Linked DNA regions of Homo sapiens: region 1 is linked to region 2. The links are chromatin loops, found by intact Hi-C in ENCODE. Cell type or tissue: endothelial cell of umbilical vein. All regions are shown on one strand. Links, peaks and the distances in the headings refer to the core of each region. The heading gives the core; the rest is flanking DNA. Region 1 overlaps JCAD (junctional cadherin 5 associated). Region 2 has its middle 130 kb from the start of JCAD.

Region 1 (8,330 bases), core at 162-8,161, 150 kb after region 2:
TGAGTAAACACATTCTGTCATGCTAAATGCCATGTGTTAGGACTCTGCTTCTTGGTTCCCTTGTAATCTCTTCATCTTGCCTCAGATAGGAGTCATTTTAGAACTTTGTAAAAGCTATTTCACAACCACGCACCCATTCACAGTATATTTGGCTTTCTTATTAACACAATTCAATATTTTGCAGGTTACAGAGAGTGAAAAGGGCTCTGTATTCCCCTCCGTTTGTAAAACAAAACGTTTCTTCTGGTATATTCATATCATTCCATTGGCTTCTGACCTATCTTTTCCTTGCACGCACACTGGCCCTAATGTGGGCATCCCATCTGAATACAGCTGCATCTGTGGGTGTTTCCTTACAACAAAAAGAGAGGGCGGTTTAGCTAGGGGAACAGGATGGTAAAAAAGGAGAGAATTTCGGCAGCTTGCCACAGAGCCAGGCTGGGAGAGGAGCCCTGAAACCCTCTCCCAGGCGGTTTCCACCTGGAGGAAACCTTTGTCATCCCTTCCTAACACTGTGTTTGCCTTTAGTGCTGCACTGGGACCAGGCACAGATTGGGGAGGAAGAGCTCTGAGTCTACAGAGCGTGTTATGTAACTGCATGTCAGCAGTTAGATATGGACAAAGGACACAGACGGAATCAGGGACCTTTCTTTAAGAAAAACAAACAAACACACAAAACAGGCAAGTCTGATGGGAATGAACTCGCCTTCCATGGTTCGAGGTCACCCTTGCAGACAAAGGACCTTCCTTGTTGGTTGACAGTTTTCAGGCAAAAATGGGAAGGATTTTGTTTTTAGTCAGAGCACTTAACACATTATTGGAGAAAAGCAAAGGTGAGAGCCCTCGTTTCTGCCCAGCGTAGTAAAAGCAGGTTTAAGTTGCCAAGTCAGATGCTTCTCCAGCGAGGAGCAAGAGGAGTTAGCACTGATGGAGCCAGGCTCAGGGGGGAAAATCACAATGAAGAAGGGGCTGGAAGCTGTTTCTCTTTCACCTTGTGCTTCAGAACTCACACTTCTGTCGACTACTGTCAAGGCCTTCACTTTCTTGGCTGCCATTTTCCAGCATGGAGCTGGAAAAGGGGTCTTATGGGTGAGTTGTCTGAGGGTTCAGATAACCTTAGTGACTACCACACAAACGGGTGCTTGTTTTTGTTTTGTTTTTTCATTTAGTTTTCTGCTGAGTATATTTGTACCTTCCAACTTGGATATCAAGGTACTGAGATTGTACCTTGTCTCCTATTTCTTTTGTTTCTTGTACAGAGTCTTACAGTACAGGGCATATATGGTTATTTAATACATGCTCATGTGCTCAATTTATTCTTTCCCCAATTGTAGCAACTGTTGAAAAGCAGAACGGTCAGTTTCTAATGAAGTAAAGACAGGGCTATGGAATCCCTGCAGATGGACCATGTAGGTTACGTGGGGTCTCCCTCAAATTTGAGGGGCTGGATCAGAGTTGAGTCTCACGGTGGGAGGCAGGAGAATCCCCTTTAGAATTCTGTGTGGGCAGTGTGGCCGCCAACCTCATCCACAACTCGCTCAGGACTTTCTAGCCCCTTGTGTGGTAACAGGTTCCTGAGGACTACGGCATAATCAGATCTGCAAGCTGCCTTTGTTTCCATCCTGAGTGAAGGGCTCAGATAAGTGGCTTTGTGTAGCCCTGGGATGTTTTCATACAGATGACAGAGTTCTCGACAGATCTGGCCTCTTGTCCATGTTGTTGAGATTGGCCGATTCACTTAGATGGTGTAGAGTGGCTTTTGGATTGAAGGTTGGCTCCTAGGGTAGAAATAGCAAATGCATACATGTTTGCAGACATCCCTGCCAGTGCCCCAAGCTTCAGAGACTGGCTGCAAGGTTCCCTGGGTTGAAATGAAAGACTTTTTTTTTTTTTTAGGTGCCCAATAGAGAACTGAAAATTGGAGGGAAACAGAAAGGTAGGCATGAAGGAGAATTGTTTTTCCCCATCAGAAACAAAGTGCTTTGGGAAAAAGTAAATAGGTGTCAATAGTTAACAGCTTAAATTTAAAAAAAAAAAAAAAAGCCAATACTGCTATGGCTTATGTGAATTCTGAATCTGATGAATAAATGGTGCTGTCAGATCCCAGTCTTTGGTTACTCAAAAGCACAGCTGTGGTCTTGCTGCCTCCTCCATCCCACACAGTGACCTCTGCTGGGCTGGCCTCCCGGTCTAGGGGGTACCTGGGGCCCGGGATAGCCCTGTCCAACTTGAAGCCATCAGCGTGATTGGGAAGGGTCACGAGAGTTCCTCTTCTGCAGTTTCTTGGTTGAGGGCTGCCTTAAAGTGTGTCCCCACACTTTGAGCCAGTCCTCAACACCCCACTCATGTCCTGGGAAAGATGGAGATCAAGGTCATTTGGAAGGCCACAGGGGCTGAATGAAAATTTGTTTTATTCTGACAGAATAGTGGAGACCTAGGCATGTTGGCAATATTATTATCTTAGAACTGAAGAACATTGCATTCATCCAATGTGTGCTGCTGTAACAGGCTGGGTAATTTATGATGAATGGAAATTTATCAGTTCACAGTTCTAGAGGCTGGGAAATCCAGGGTCAAGGTGGTGGTATCTCATGAGGGCCTTCTTGCTGTGTCATCTCATGGTGGAAGGTGAGAGAGTGAGATCAAACAAGAGAGGGCTGAACTCATCCTTTTATAAGGGCACCAATCCCACCTAGGAGGGTGGAACCCTCATTACCTCATCACCTCTTAAAGGTCCCACCTCTTAATACTGTTACAATGGCAATTAAATTTCAACAGGAGTTTTAGACAGAATAAACATTTAAACCATAGCCAACACAAAGCCCAGAGGATGTCACTGGCCATCAATGGCTGCTCAGTGCAGCAATGGAGGGAGCCCAGCTTGAGCCACAACTTCCCCACCCCCCGGGCTGCCAGATGCCTTGGGGCTGCCACCCTGCAGCAGCACTGGGCCTGGCTGAGCTCTCCCCAGGTGAGGCCTGTTTTCGTTTGAAAGGAGCACTTGATTCTGTGAGCTCCTGGGGTTACCATCGCTGGATGGTCTTTTCTCAGTCCCTTGTCCTCCACCCTCCCCCTGGCATGCATGGACGTGTGACAGCTCTCAGAGCCCAGCTGTGTCCCTTTCCTGTCTGGGAGAGGCCTATAAAGACTGCATCCTGACCTGTCTACACGAGATAATGCACATAACACTGCTCTTCTGTGGATGTTGTAAAGGGAGCATACATGGAAGGCAGGATTATCCATCATCTGGGGCTTAGCTGGAATATCAGCATTGTCTGGTGAGAATGGTCAGGACTGTTCCTTACCCTGTAATGATTAGTATCAGTTTAGAACAGAGTTTCTGATTTAAAGACCAGCTCTATCTAGTAAAATTTTTTTACTTTTTTTTTTCTTTTTCCCTTTCTTACTCGAGGGACTTCTAGTAAAACTTTAAAAAAAACAAAACACAAACATGAAGCTTTGATGAGATTTTTGAGCATACAGGACACTTGTTTCCTAATGTGCTGAGGGGGCTGTTGCTTTGAGCTTTCACTATTAGCAGATCAAGTAGTACTGAGCATCTAGGACAGGAGAAGAATGACAATTCTGTTGGGGAGAAAGACAAAGGAGCATGTGAACTTGCTAAAAATCTCTTAGGTGCAAGTAGTGGAGAAGGACCAAGAGTTGGTTCTCCTTCATACATAGTTTATCTAAATTGATGAGTAGACAGTAATTGTTTTTTGAAGCTACATGTTAACGTGTTGGGCCATCATTCGTATGACTGGTAACTTTACCAGCGTTTAAAGCACAGCAGATGGACTGTGAAGCCTGACTGTGGGACCCCTGGCTCAGGGGCCCTCCTTGCCCCCAGGCTGAAGACTTCCTAGCAGTAAAGTTTCCCTCCTTCATAGATCCTTTGGGAGGCAGGAAGTGGAACCTACCTGAAAGGAAAGGGAGGGGTCGTTGTAAGGATTCATGGAGAGATTCACGGACCATTCATAGGAAATGGAGAAAAACTGGCTGGCCTCATTAGAAATGGAATGAGAAGGTGTCCCCCTGGATTGTGGGTTATTCCCCTGGGGACTCATTCATCTCTGTCCCCCATTGCCACCCATCTCTGCCTCCCATTGCCACCCATCTGTGCGTCTCCGGGTACTTGTTTTGCTCCTCTTCCCTTCCCTGACAGCTTCTGCTTCCCCGTACCTCTGGCTGGCAGAGACTTAGACTCCGCCCTTGCTCCCCTTGATGGCTTAGCTTCAGAACCCACTGCTGTCAACTGCCCGCATCTCTTAGTTGAAACTTTTGAAAAAATTGAGTTTCAGACAGCCGGTGGATGCTTGAGTACTGGGTTAGGGTGTCTCCCCGCTCCGATCAGAGGGGAGGGGCTGGACAAGGGAGAGGTAGGTTGGATGGGGAGGAGGGAATGACCAGGCATGGGTGCCTGAGCTTTCCCCACTGCAGGTGCTGCGGGTGAGGACAGTTTCCAGGCCACAGGGACTCCCTGTGTACCCCAAAACATGTTCTCTTCACAGACAATTTGACAAATAACACTAAAGACTTGGCATTTTCCCCTTTTTAAGTCGTTGACTCCATAGAGAGCTCATCTAGATGCTAGCCCGCTCCTAAATGGTCTCAGTTAACAGACTGTAGTGATGAAACTGGCTGTGGGCTTTGCATGAAAGGCACTGACGTGGTCCAGGAAAAGACTCACAGGCCATGTCCAAAGCTTGCCTGCTGAAACACACACACACACAAACACACACACACAGTAAGAGGAAGTAGGCAAAGAGGAAAAACTGTGTTATCTGCACATGGAGGAAACTGCATGCTTAAAATACAAGTAGCCAAAACTAAATAATACTTAACGACCATTAAAATATGTAAAAGGCTGTTATCAGGCACTCAGGGTTTCCTTAATGTGTTTCCTTTGAAATATTATAATCAGAGGAAGCTGTAAAATACACTTAACATAGCAGAGGTTTGAAGCTGAAAGTTATACCATAATTGGCTCTTCTCTGCATAGCCCCAGGAATTCTGGTAAGATTTTTTTGTTAGTTACCCATGAGAATAACTTGTAATTATCTCCTGTCATCAGCGGCAGTTGTAACTAATGAGAGACTTAGCAACCTAGGGAGAGTCTCTGATGTGGTGGTCTGGGGCCCTCATCTTGGGAGGTTTCTATTTGATCAGTAAACATCCATTCTAGATAGTGCTACTGGATATGGTAAACAGTTCATTTTCAGGGTCTTTTAAAGCTTCTCTTAAATCATATCCTGCTTATAAGGGTTTTCCAAAAACAGAGAATGCTTCAAGTTTAACATCTGTTTCTATGTTCCTCTTTCTTTTACAAACTTATGAATCCTCAAACACGATTTGCCTTTTCACTGCTTGTTTCCATACTAAGCATTAGCTGTTGGTATTTTGACCTTGTTACGAGGCAAAGCCTCTCTTTCTTGAGGGCTGGCATGCTCATGAACACCAGGAAGACACAGGCCGCCTCTTCCCTCACTGTCTTCTGTATGCCCTTCTCCTTGGTCTCGTTCGTAAGTGTGGAAACTTCCAGAAGCGCCTGGAAGCTGGTCCTGTCTCCTGCATGTGCCCCATGTAGCTTTTACCAGCACCAGTTTCCCCACTAAAAAGCAGGTTGTGTCCTTTGAACATGAGGCTTCTGGAGGTGCAGTGGTGTGGAGGTGCAGGCTTCTGGAGTGACAAGGAAGATCCAGCGGCAGCACTGCCGAGGGCCTCATGCATCTTGCTGGTTATGCCATCCCCAAGAGGAGAGTTGTTCGTGTGGAATTCTGCCTTCAGCTAGAGAACTGGATGAGTCTGAGAGCTAAGAAATGCCCCACAGAGAGACACCAAGGGTAGGAATGTGAGACGGGGGTCCAAAAGAGACCCGAGTGGGTCTTCTGGTCCAGCCGCTTTGCCTCAAAGATGGCTGTGCCTCTGCGTTCTCGACAAAGGACAGGTTGTGGACTGGGGGTGTCACTGGTGGGCCGCTGTGCAGCTATGGGGCCTGGGGCCTTTAGGCGGCCTCCCTAGGGTGTCATCACCAGAGACCCAGCTGCAGGGTCCTTCAGGCTCTCAGAAACCCATGACTAGTGACCACCTTTTCTGCTCCTCACAGCCCTCATCTTGGCTTCTGAAGAACCGTGGGTCGGAGGCACCGCGAATACTCCATAAATATTTGTTGAATAAATGAATAAGTAAATGAAAGCAAGAGTGGTGCTAGAAAAAGGCAAATGAGAACGAGGCTGGTCTTTCTCCATGTCTATCATGGCACTCTGTGGTTCACACTGGTGAAAGCAGTTTAACATGGTAAAAATCTGACATGCCCTTATTAAAGAGAAAATATGAAAATACTGAAATAATCTGCCTTACCTATTAGATACGCATGAGAGAGAATGGATTAGAGCTTCTCTTCCTGCCTTGTTTTAATAAATGAAATACTGGTTTGTTCTGCATCCGTATTGTGGAAATGGGTGTAGCTTCTTCATCAGAGACCAGCCATCCCCAGGAGGAGCAGCGTCTTGTGATGACAGTCAGCTACGTCACTCTTTCCTGGCATTGTGAAGGCCTGTTGATTACAGCTTAGACAAAGACAATGCCGATCTGAAATAATCATCACCTTCAGACAGACACTCGGTTCTTCACCCTTTCCTGTGTGCCACCCGCACCCCCTTCCCCAGGCGATCAAGCAAACAGAGCTTCAAGATAACCTACTCCATTGAGAATGTATTTTAATTGAGTTAATACCAAATGAAACAAGGGCTTCTTATGTGTCAGGCACTGTGCTAAACACTCTGAATGTATCATCTCATTTCATTCCTCCCAGGATACAAAAAGGAAGGCGTAGTCCGTCCCTGCAGTACAGATGAGGCATCAGAGGCAGGGGCAGTTAAGGACGCTGCCGACAGCGTTCCACTGGACAGCCGTGGTGTTGGCCTTTAAACCCACGCCGCCCCTCCAGTGCCCAGGGCAGCTGCTCACCACTCTCCTGGCAACGTTCCAACACTGCTCCCTGTTGGTGTGATGAGAAGCCAGAAACCACCCCTCTGCACGTGCCCCGAGCCTGGACTGTTCCGTTGACCCTGGGCAGCCGTCTTTGGGTGTCAACTGCAGGTTCATCCGGCTCCCCAAGGACTGGCCACAGACATTGTTTTCTCAGCCTATTTTTCTCCATCTATACCTTTTCTTCCTCAAGTTAGGGAATCCACAAGAAAGTGATGAATAACACTTTGAAGGTATTATCTCATTTCATCCCTCCCAGAAAACTCAAAAGGAAGGATTCTGTCCCTGCAGTACAGATGAGGCATCAGAAGCCGAGGCCGGTCCAGCTGCCCACCCATCAGGTGGGAAGGGCCTCACGTTGTGGGAGGGAACAGTGTCTGCCCTGCGTGCAGTCACCAGGACTTCTCCTAGTCACTCGGGTGGGGAACCATTTCTCTAGTGCTTCCTGTCCCTGCCTGTGACAACACCCTCAGGGGTGGCTTCCTGTAGGACCTGGGATGCTCCCAGGATGATCATTGATGTGGAGGGACAGGGTCCTCTATCAGTGGGATCCTAGCATGGGAGGGGCGTCAGCATCTGGCCCTCTAGGGAGTCTGCCTCCAAGTAAGGGCCACCCAGTGTGGCTTCTTGCCTTTACATTCATTAGAAGGCATCAGTGCGTCCTTGCCATGTTAATCAGTAAAAGGAGTGGGCTCATTTAAATAGCTGGCGTGAGTCGGGGGTTAGGGGTTTATGACCCAGCTTTCTTCCCTTAGAAGTGCAGTTGCAGGAAGGATGTTGTTCAGAGATACCCTGACTCCCAGTGAGAGGTTCTAGCACCTTCATCGGGGACACATTAGTACACGCAGCTGGCGGCTGCCCCAGGAGCCCTCACAAGCTCCACCTACCTTTTCTCCAGGTTATTGTTTTCCTTCTCCTTCCACATGGACCTATACCCTTCTTCCTTCATTTGTATCCCTTTGCTCCATCCTGCTTCTCTCTTCTCTCTTCTCTCTTTCTCTTTCTCTTTTCTTTTCTTTCTTTCTTTTTTTTTTTTTTTTTATTTTGAGACAGGGTCTCTCTCTGTCACCCAGGCGAGTGCAGTGGCACCATCTCAGCTCACTGCAGCCTTGACCTCCCAGGCTCAAGCAATCCTCCCGCTCATCTCGAGTAGCTAGGACCACAGGCACTCACCACCACATCTAGCTAATTTTTCTTTTTAAATTTTTTGTGGAGACTAGGTCTCCTTATGTTTCCCAGGCTGGTCTCTAACTCCTGGGCTCAAGCGATCCTCCTACCTCAGCGTCTCAAAGTGCTGGGATTACAGGCATGAACCTCCGTGCCGGCTCTCTCTTTGTCTT
Region 2 (8,330 bases), core at 153-8,152:
AAGAAAGCAAAGTGCAATAAAATGAGACACACCTGTACACAAATGTTCATAGCAGCATTATTCATGAAACTCAAAAGGTGGAAACAACCCAAATGTCAATCAACAAACGAAAGAATAAGCCAAATGTGGTATACACATACAAGGGAGTATCATTCAGCTATAAAAAGAAACAGGACAGGAGCAGTGGCTTACGCTTGTAATCTCAGAATTTTGGGAAGCCGAGGCAGGTGTATCACTTGAGGTTGGGAGTTTGAGAACAGCCTGGCTAACATGGTGAAACCCATCTCTACTACAAATACAAAAATTAGCTGAGTGTGATGGCACACGCCTGTAATCCCAGTTACTCGGGAGGCTGAGGCAGGAGAATTGCTTGAACCTGGGAAGCAGAGGTTGCAGGGAGCTGAGATCATGCCACTGCTCCAGCCTGAGTGACAGAGTAAGACACCGTTTCAAAAAAATAAAATAAAATAAGATATCCACAACAGGCAATTTCACAGAGACAGAATTAGTGGTTTTTAGGGCTGGTGTAAAGGGGAGGATGGGGGGTGGCATAGCTTTGGAGGCGATGGGCATGTTTTCTAAATGATTTGTGGTAATGGTTGCACAACCCCGTGAATATACTAAAAAGCCCTGGGTGGTGCACTTTAAATGAGTGAATTATATAGTATCTGAATTATATTTTAATAAAGCCGTTACTCTCCCCCCCCCAAAAAAAACCTGAATAATAAGAGAATTTATTTCTTTTATAACAGGAAGTCCAGAATGAGGTCAATTTTACAGTTGATTCATTCAGTGGATTAACTGAATGTTAAGTAAAGACTTCAATTTCTCCATCATTTCACTCTTCATCTTCAATTAGCTGCCCTCATGGTTTTAAGACAACTGCAGTAGCTTCAAACATGCTGGAGACAGAAAAACAAGAGAGTTCTTTCCTAATTCCCTTTATTTGGGGAGGAAAAGTCTTCTCCTGTCAGTAGTCCACAAGCGAATCATCCATCATATCTCATTGATTAGAAATGGTCTCCGGCTGGGCAATGTGGCTCACGCCTGTAATCCCAGCACTTTGGGAGGCCGAGGCTGCCAGATCACCTGAGGTCAGGAGTTTGAGACCAGCCAGACCAACATGGTGAAACCCCATCTCTACTAAAAATACAAAAAAATTAGCCAGGCATGCCGGCAGATGCCTGCAATCCCAACTACTTGTGAGGCTGAGGCAGGAGAATTGCTTGAACCTGGGAAGCGGAGGCTGCAGTGAGCCACTCCAGCCTGGGCAACAGAGTGAGACTCCATCTCAAAAAAAAGAAAGAAAGAAATGATCTCCTATCAAATACTGAACCAGTCCCAGGCAAGGGTACTGGGGTCACCAGGACTGACTTAGAACAAACAGATTTAATTCTGAGTCCTCAGGAGGAGAGATGGAACTGAACTGAATCAGGACTCTGTCACCACAGAAGAAGGGGACAATGGCTGCCAGGTAGGCAACCCCAGTGCCTGCAGAAAATGATAGAAAATTTTCTTGCAGGAAGAATAAAATCAGAGAGTTGACAGAGAATTTACATCTATCTATCTATCTATCTATCTATCTATCTATCTATCTATCTATCTGTCTATCTATCTATCATCTATCTATGTATACATCTATCTGTTAAAGCAAACTAAATATGGCCTGAGAAGTGTAGGGTCCAGCCCTACAGGGCCTGTGGGTTTTCTGTTTGTGTGCGGAGACGAGAGATCTTAGAAAAATAGACACAAGACAAAGAGATAGAAGAAAAGACAGCTGGGCCCAGAGGAGAACTACCACCAATGTGCGGAGCCTGGTAGTGGCCCCGAATGCCTGGACGCACTGCTATTTATTGTATACAAGGCAAGGGGGCAGGGTAAGGAGTGTGAGTCATCTCAAATGATTGATAAGGTCAAGCAAGTCACATGTCCACGTGACAGGGGGCCTTTCCCTTTGTGGTAGCGGAAGCAGAGAGGGAGGACAGCATACGTCAGCATTTCTTCTATGCACTTATCAGAGAGATAAAAGACTTTAATACTTTCACTAATTCTGTTACTGCTATCTTTTAAGAACTTAAAAGGAGGAGCCAGGTGTACAGGTGGGATATGAAAGTGGACAAGGAGCGTGACCACTGAAGCACAGCATCACAGGGAGACGTTCAAGCCTCTGGATGACAGTGGGAAGGCCTGGCTAATGTCAGGCCTCCCACAAGAGCTGGTGGAGCAGAGTGTTCTCTGACTCCCCCCAGGGAAAGGGAGACTCCTTTTCCCAGTCTGCTAAATAACGGGGGCCTTCCCAGGCACTGGCACTACCGCTAGACCAAGGAGCCCTCAAGCGGCCCTTATCCGGGCATACAGAAGGCTCACACTCTTGTCTTCTGGTCACTTCTCACAATGTCCCTTCAGTTCCTAACTCTGTATGGCCTGATTTTTCTTTGGTAATAATAATAATACAAAGATTAATACTAAAAACTAATGATTTATAATATCCATATATAATCATCTCTATATTCTATTACTCATATAACTTTCTCTTATCCTAACTATTTTCTTTATTATATTGGAACAGCCTGTGCCTTCAGTCTCTTGCTTCGGCACCTGAGTGGCTTTCCGCCCACAGAGAAGGACTCCATACTTCTATATTTGAGTCCTTGTGGATGAACTGCCACCTAGCTTAATAGGCAGACAAGACTGAAAACCTAACTTAGTAGTATGCACCTGTAACAGTAGCTGAGTCTTGGCCCATCCCAGTGGCCACACTTTAACCACTCATAGACTGCTAAGTGTTCAAACTGTGTTCAAATAAGGCAAATGCCAACCTGTAACCAATCCAGCTCTTTCTTTACCTCACTGCTGATTTCGGTATATCATTTCCCTCTTTTATTTGTCTATAAATGTGTTCTGGCCACGAGACATCCCTGGAGTCTCTGTGACTCTGCTGTGACTCTGGGGGCTGCCTGATTCACAAATCATTCATTGCTCAATTAAACTCCTTTATATTTTACATCCATCCATCTACCTATCTACTTACCTACTATTTATCATCTACTATTATCTACTCTCATTTACCTATCATCTATGTATTATTTATCACCTATCAATTTAACTATCGTCTATCTATTACCTATCATCTATCTGTCTGTCTGTCCATCTATCTATTCATCTCTATCATTCATCTGCGTGCTTACCTATATACCTCTACGCACGGGTGCACAAGCACATAGATTTTAAATGCCTATACTTTTGACTTCTTGTAACTAAGGAGTATGAATTTTACTTTTTAAAAAAAACCTGCAAAGACATGCATTTTCTTCCAAGTGTCTCAAGTCTGGGAAGATAAGAAAGAGCCAATTCGGCTGGCATACTCCTCACCTCTGGGAGACAGTGTGGGCCTGTGCCACGTTGCCCACCTCTCCATCCTGGTAAAAGTTCTGGCTACCCAGAAGCAGGCCAGGAGGAGGAAGCCTTTGGCTGAGGTCTCCTCGGAGTCGGGGGCACACCCTTGATCTTGGCATCGCTTGCCTCTCTAAAATTTCTGATCCCTGTCTTGCCTTTGCAGACATTGGCAAACAGGCCACAAGAGCTGCCTCAGTCACATGTGGTTGTGTTTAACTCTATAGAACTTTGAACCAACCTCAAGCTGTGCCAGTGGGGAGATCAAAGTCAATAAAGTGTATGTATTTTATAAACGGTGAACTTTAGTGAAGAAACAAAACTCATTTAAGCCAAAGCCAAAGGGAGTGTTATGTTTTGACTGATGCATAAAACACAGAAAGAAGATTGCTTTCCCCGTGAGTTATTTGGTTTTTTTTTTAAGACTGTTTATTAAAGTCCATACTTTAAAATAAACATAGAGAACTCTCGTGTTCTCTTTGTAAACATGTTGAGTCCTTTGAAGCCAAGGATAATGAGTATGATAACAGATACTGTTTATCCTCTCCTGGGCTCCATGTTTAGTTAGCTGGGTCTTGAAGACTCTTTCCTCCAGAGAGAGCTTTTCAGAATTGACTCTGTTAGAAAAGAGGGAGAGAGAGAAGACTTGGAGAGTTAGCATCTCTATTCAAACTTCTCTGCCAATGAAGTCCTTCCACTGGAGGACACAGCCTGGGCCAAAGGCTCGTCTTCCTGGGCATCCACAGTCAAGCCAAAACCCACTAGGAGTGAAGTCCTGCCACCTGCTGGGATGTGCTGGGTCCCTTACTGGTCTCTCCGCCCAGTGACGTGCTGGTAAACGTGGAACTGTCGGTCCTGTGGTGGTGGGGAGAGGAGCCCTCCTGTGTGACACTTGCCCATTTCTGCAGTGCGGCTCGTCTCATCGTGGCCTATGTCAAGCTACCCACAATCTGTCACGTAACCCAGAGCTGAGGATCAGATTGATGGGCACGGTGGCTGGCTCCCCGGCAGGGGAGAGCCGGCCTCCAGCACCCAGACCTCTACCTCTGCCCTGGAATATTTCCTTCCTGGGCTTGGAAGTGAATGCACAACTTTGTCTCAGTAAATATTTATAAATGGCAGCTTCCTCTGCTGTGGGGAAACTGTCTTTTCTTTTTTTAAATGTCCCATCTCCTTGTGCTGGACAGACCCCGGCTTTCATTTTCTTGACTCTCCCAGCATGCAGGGATGTGCTGGGCTATTTTGGTCCCTTCCCTTGGACATTTCCTTGAATTGTTTGGATGGCATTGTGTGATTCACAGAGCCCAGCTTCCTTTCCCCTCTTAGCAGCCGGGAAAATCAGGCCCCTTCATGTGTTTCTTTGTTAAGCAGTGGATCCTGAAGTCATTCATTCTTCACTGGGCAGGGGCTGGTGAGCAAGGGGCTCCGGTGCCCAGGTCTCCCAGGTATCAGAGATGTCCCTTGATGGGACAGAAGGGGGTCCCAGGAGGAGGCTGGGCTGCTGGGGGTGAGGACGTGCTCTGCTCCACAGGGGTCTCAAGGGTTTCGAGGTCACGGTGAGTGAGCAGAGCCCACGTCTCATCATACAGCTGGAGGCACCTATCCAAAGTGACGAGAGTTGTGTCCAAACACAGAAACACAGATTTTGTGTTTCTATTGTTTGAAAGTTGGAAGAATAAGGAGTACCTCGCAAAGAGGCTGGGAGCTCAGCAGGTGATGCCTATAGCTAACGGGGCATTTGTGGGGCCAGGGAGCGTACTTAGACCCAGGTGAGGCTAGGAAGGGCCAGGAATAGACTCTGAGCTGACAGTCCCGACCTCGTGGAGCCTGACTCTCCTTCCACCCCGTTGGCTTCCCAGGATTGACTCAAAGGGGCCCACGGGACTCTTCTGAGAAAATGGCCTTAGAAATCCGAGGCAGCTTAGCTTTATTACGGCTATTTGGATCAAGGGACCCACAGCAGCTCTTCTGGCTGAGGCAAGAACTGAGGTGAGAGTTGGTTGTGGGAGAAGACCTAGGGCTTCCTCCTGAGCCACCACCCTGCTGTCCCTTAAGCACCTGGCATTTGCTTGGGATTCTGGGGGAGGGGAGATCCTTTGGAAGGGCTCATATCCAAGTAGTTAGAAGTAGAGGAAGAAAAGAGAGCCCCGCAAACAATTAGAAGGATGATTTAGCTCAGTCCTGCCCTCTCCTTGCCACCTTCCAGCCAATAACGTTTGTTATTCCTGACACTGATAACAACAGCAAATAGAGGTATCATTTAGTGCAAGTCAACCCTTCTGCAAACTATCCTGCACCTCTTATGGCATTTAACTACTACATTAACTTGGTTAGTTACATGTTTTATTAATATTCCCATTTTATAACTGGCAAGACTGAGGCTTAGAGGGAGGTTATAGATTTGCCCAAGGTCACATAGCTAAGAGTTAACGGAGGCCAAAGTCTGAGCCCAGGTTTATCTGCTTCGAAAGGCCATCCGTCTACCCACTATCCAATCTGCTTCTCTGAACCCAGGTGGGGATGCGGTGAGCTGGGATTCCTGTGTCCTGGTCATGTCCTAACAGAATATATTAGTAACTAGACCATATCCCAACTTCAGGACCAGGCTCTGCCAAGCCAGGAATATGAGAGGAGGAACAGCACCTCCCTCACCACGCCCCAGAGACTCCCCAGGCCTGAAGGTTTCCCGTGAGAAGTAGTGCGGCACGCTCGGAGGGCATCTGTCCCCACCTCTTCCTAGCTGCGCCTGCACGCTGGGTTCGTTTTTCCACCCTGCTAACTCACACCTGCGTTGCTCTGCCTCCTCTAATCCTCTTGGGCAGATGACCCAGCCAGACAGTCGGCCTGGCTTTCTGTTTCACTTTAGCCTTTGGACTCTGAGCTCGGTTAACATGGTACAGTCCACAATTAAGCCCTGCGGTGCCCAAGCCCAGCTCATTGTCCCTGGTCACTGCTGGGAGACTGGACAGAGCCCCCCTCCCACCCTGAATTTCCTGTTTGGTCCTTGAGTGGAGACACAGACCTCAGCTTCACATTCACCTTGCCTTTCCTGGTTCCTGAGTTCTCATCAGTCTGGGTGGACTATGATTCTTCCTCCTCATGGTGGCAGCACAAATTCGGCCACGGCTAATCAACTCCATTAATTGCCCAGAGTTCATTAAAAATCGTGGTTAGCCTTTGCCAATGTGCAAGGCAAGACAGGGAGTGAGTCTTGGGTCTATATAAGGTCCAGCTAACCCTGTGTGACCTTGGAGAAATTGCTTACCTCTCTCTGCCTAAGTTTCCTTATCTGCACAACGGGGATAACGATAAAACTCACCTCAGCCGGTTGTTTTTAGGATTAAATGAGTTAATATATGCAAAGTTCTTAGCATGATGCCTGGCTCAGAAGAACCTCTGTCTAGGTGTTAGCTGTTCTATGATTATACATAAATTACTTCACTTCTTCTGTGGGTCATAATTTGTGGTCACTAAGCAATGGCTGGCCAGATCACTGAGCCAAAATAAACTAACTCTTTCCTATTAGTTCCAAGTACATTAGTCACCAACCAGATTCATAGTATGGTACTTGGCTCAATTAGTCCCAGAGCACTCTCAAGTCCTGTTGAACCAGAATTGCCAAACAGTGTCTGAACTAGTTAAGTGAACCCCAAAAGGTGAAAAGAAACTTTTAGCAAAGATGTAGTCTGGTTTTAAATTCCTAAAATCAGCCAGGCGTAATGGTGCACACCTGTAATCCCAGCTACTTGGGAGGCAGAGGTAGGAGGATTGCTTGAGCCCAGGAGTTGGAGGTTGCAGTGAGCTGCAATTGTACCACTGCACTCCAGCCTGTGGGACAGAGCAAAACCTTGTCTCTACAAAAAAAAAATTAATAAATAAAAAGAGATCTCTAAAATTCCAGTGTAGCCAGGACAAATCACACCATCCTCCCACCCACCCAAAATTATCATATCCAGATGATCTGATGAGTGTCCAACATTTTCAGTGAACTATATGGGAATGTATATTAAAAATTAGAAAGAATAGGCCCCACTTGGAACAATCTAGTATGAGACAAAAAATAACAGTAAATTCCAAAGCAAGCACTCAGGAATAGACTGAAGAATGAGCAGTGATTGATGAGCAAGCGCCTAAGTTGGTGTAACAAAGCAAGGGGAGCTTTGATGGCTGCTTGGTGACTTGGGTTTTTTTGTTTGTCTGTTTGGGGGGTTTTTCTGTTTGTTGGGTTTTGGGGCTTTTGTTTGTTTTGGGGGTTTTGTTGTTGTTGTTGTTGTTTTTGAGGCAGGGTCTAACTCGGAGTGCAGTGGTGTTATCTCGGCTCACTGCAACCTCCGCCTCCTGGGTTTAAGCAATTCTCCTGCCTCAGCCTCCCGAGTAGCTGGGACTACAGGCACACCCCACCAAGCCCGGCTAATTTTTGTATTGTTAGCAGAGACGCAGTTTCACCATGTTGGCCCAGCTAGCCTTGAACTCCTGGGCTCAAGTGATCTATCTGCCCACCTCAGCCTATCAACGTGCTGGGATGACAGGTGTGAGCCACCTCACCTGGCCATGGTGACTTGTTTGAGCTCACCATTTGGTTTGCAATGTCTCCTGTCTTTGCTGAATTGGCTCCGGGCCTGTATGTGACAAGGGGAGTTGCTGGAACCATGACTCTCTGGCCGTGGAATTTGTGATTTGTAAGGTGGCTCCAAACTCAGGAGAGACCTGAGTGGGACAGGAGGCTCACTTCCCACCTTCCCAGCACGTGCCACCCCCACGCTCTGGTTTATTTAAGCCTACCACTCTGAGGCTATCCAGAGAGCTGAGTAAATAAATAGCCCGCCCACCAAGAAGACAAGCAGTCCCTATCCTCTTCAATGCCAGGGAAGAAGGGCAGACCTTCCCAGCCATCTGCACCTTCCCTCGGCCTGGGAAGAATTAAGGAGTTCTTTACT

What was found. Hi-C counts contacts between places; a loop is a spot of excess contacts. Peaks named below come from ENCODE experiments on the same cell type or tissue, not always from the same donor. Only the 100,000 strongest peaks of a DNase experiment are listed, where the experiment ranks them.
Region 1: a loop joins it to region 2, with 6 times the contacts of the local background. A loop is called at or near these places in 22 of 110 quality-filtered maps.

What each region holds. Positions count from the first base shown.
Region 1 is chr10:30,038,390-30,046,719 of GRCh38, reverse strand. The region is part of intron 2 of JCAD (junctional cadherin 5 associated); the gene reads left to right. Among named protein-coding and RNA genes, the nearest start is that of JCAD, 17 kb to the left of the region's middle. RefSeq lists a silencer at 2,537-2,809. In endothelial cell of umbilical vein, for the core only: no CTCF peak of the experiment used is centred there; DNase peaks (open chromatin) are centred at 3,139 and 4,769; H3K27ac peaks cover 3,124 bases.
Region 2 is chr10:30,184,670-30,192,999 of GRCh38, reverse strand. No RefSeq gene overlaps it. Among named protein-coding and RNA genes, the nearest start is that of JCAD, 130 kb to the right of the region's middle. In endothelial cell of umbilical vein, for the core only: CTCF peaks have their summits at 6,264 and 6,475; DNase peaks (open chromatin) are centred at 4,689, 6,579 and 6,889; H3K27ac peaks cover 3,181 bases.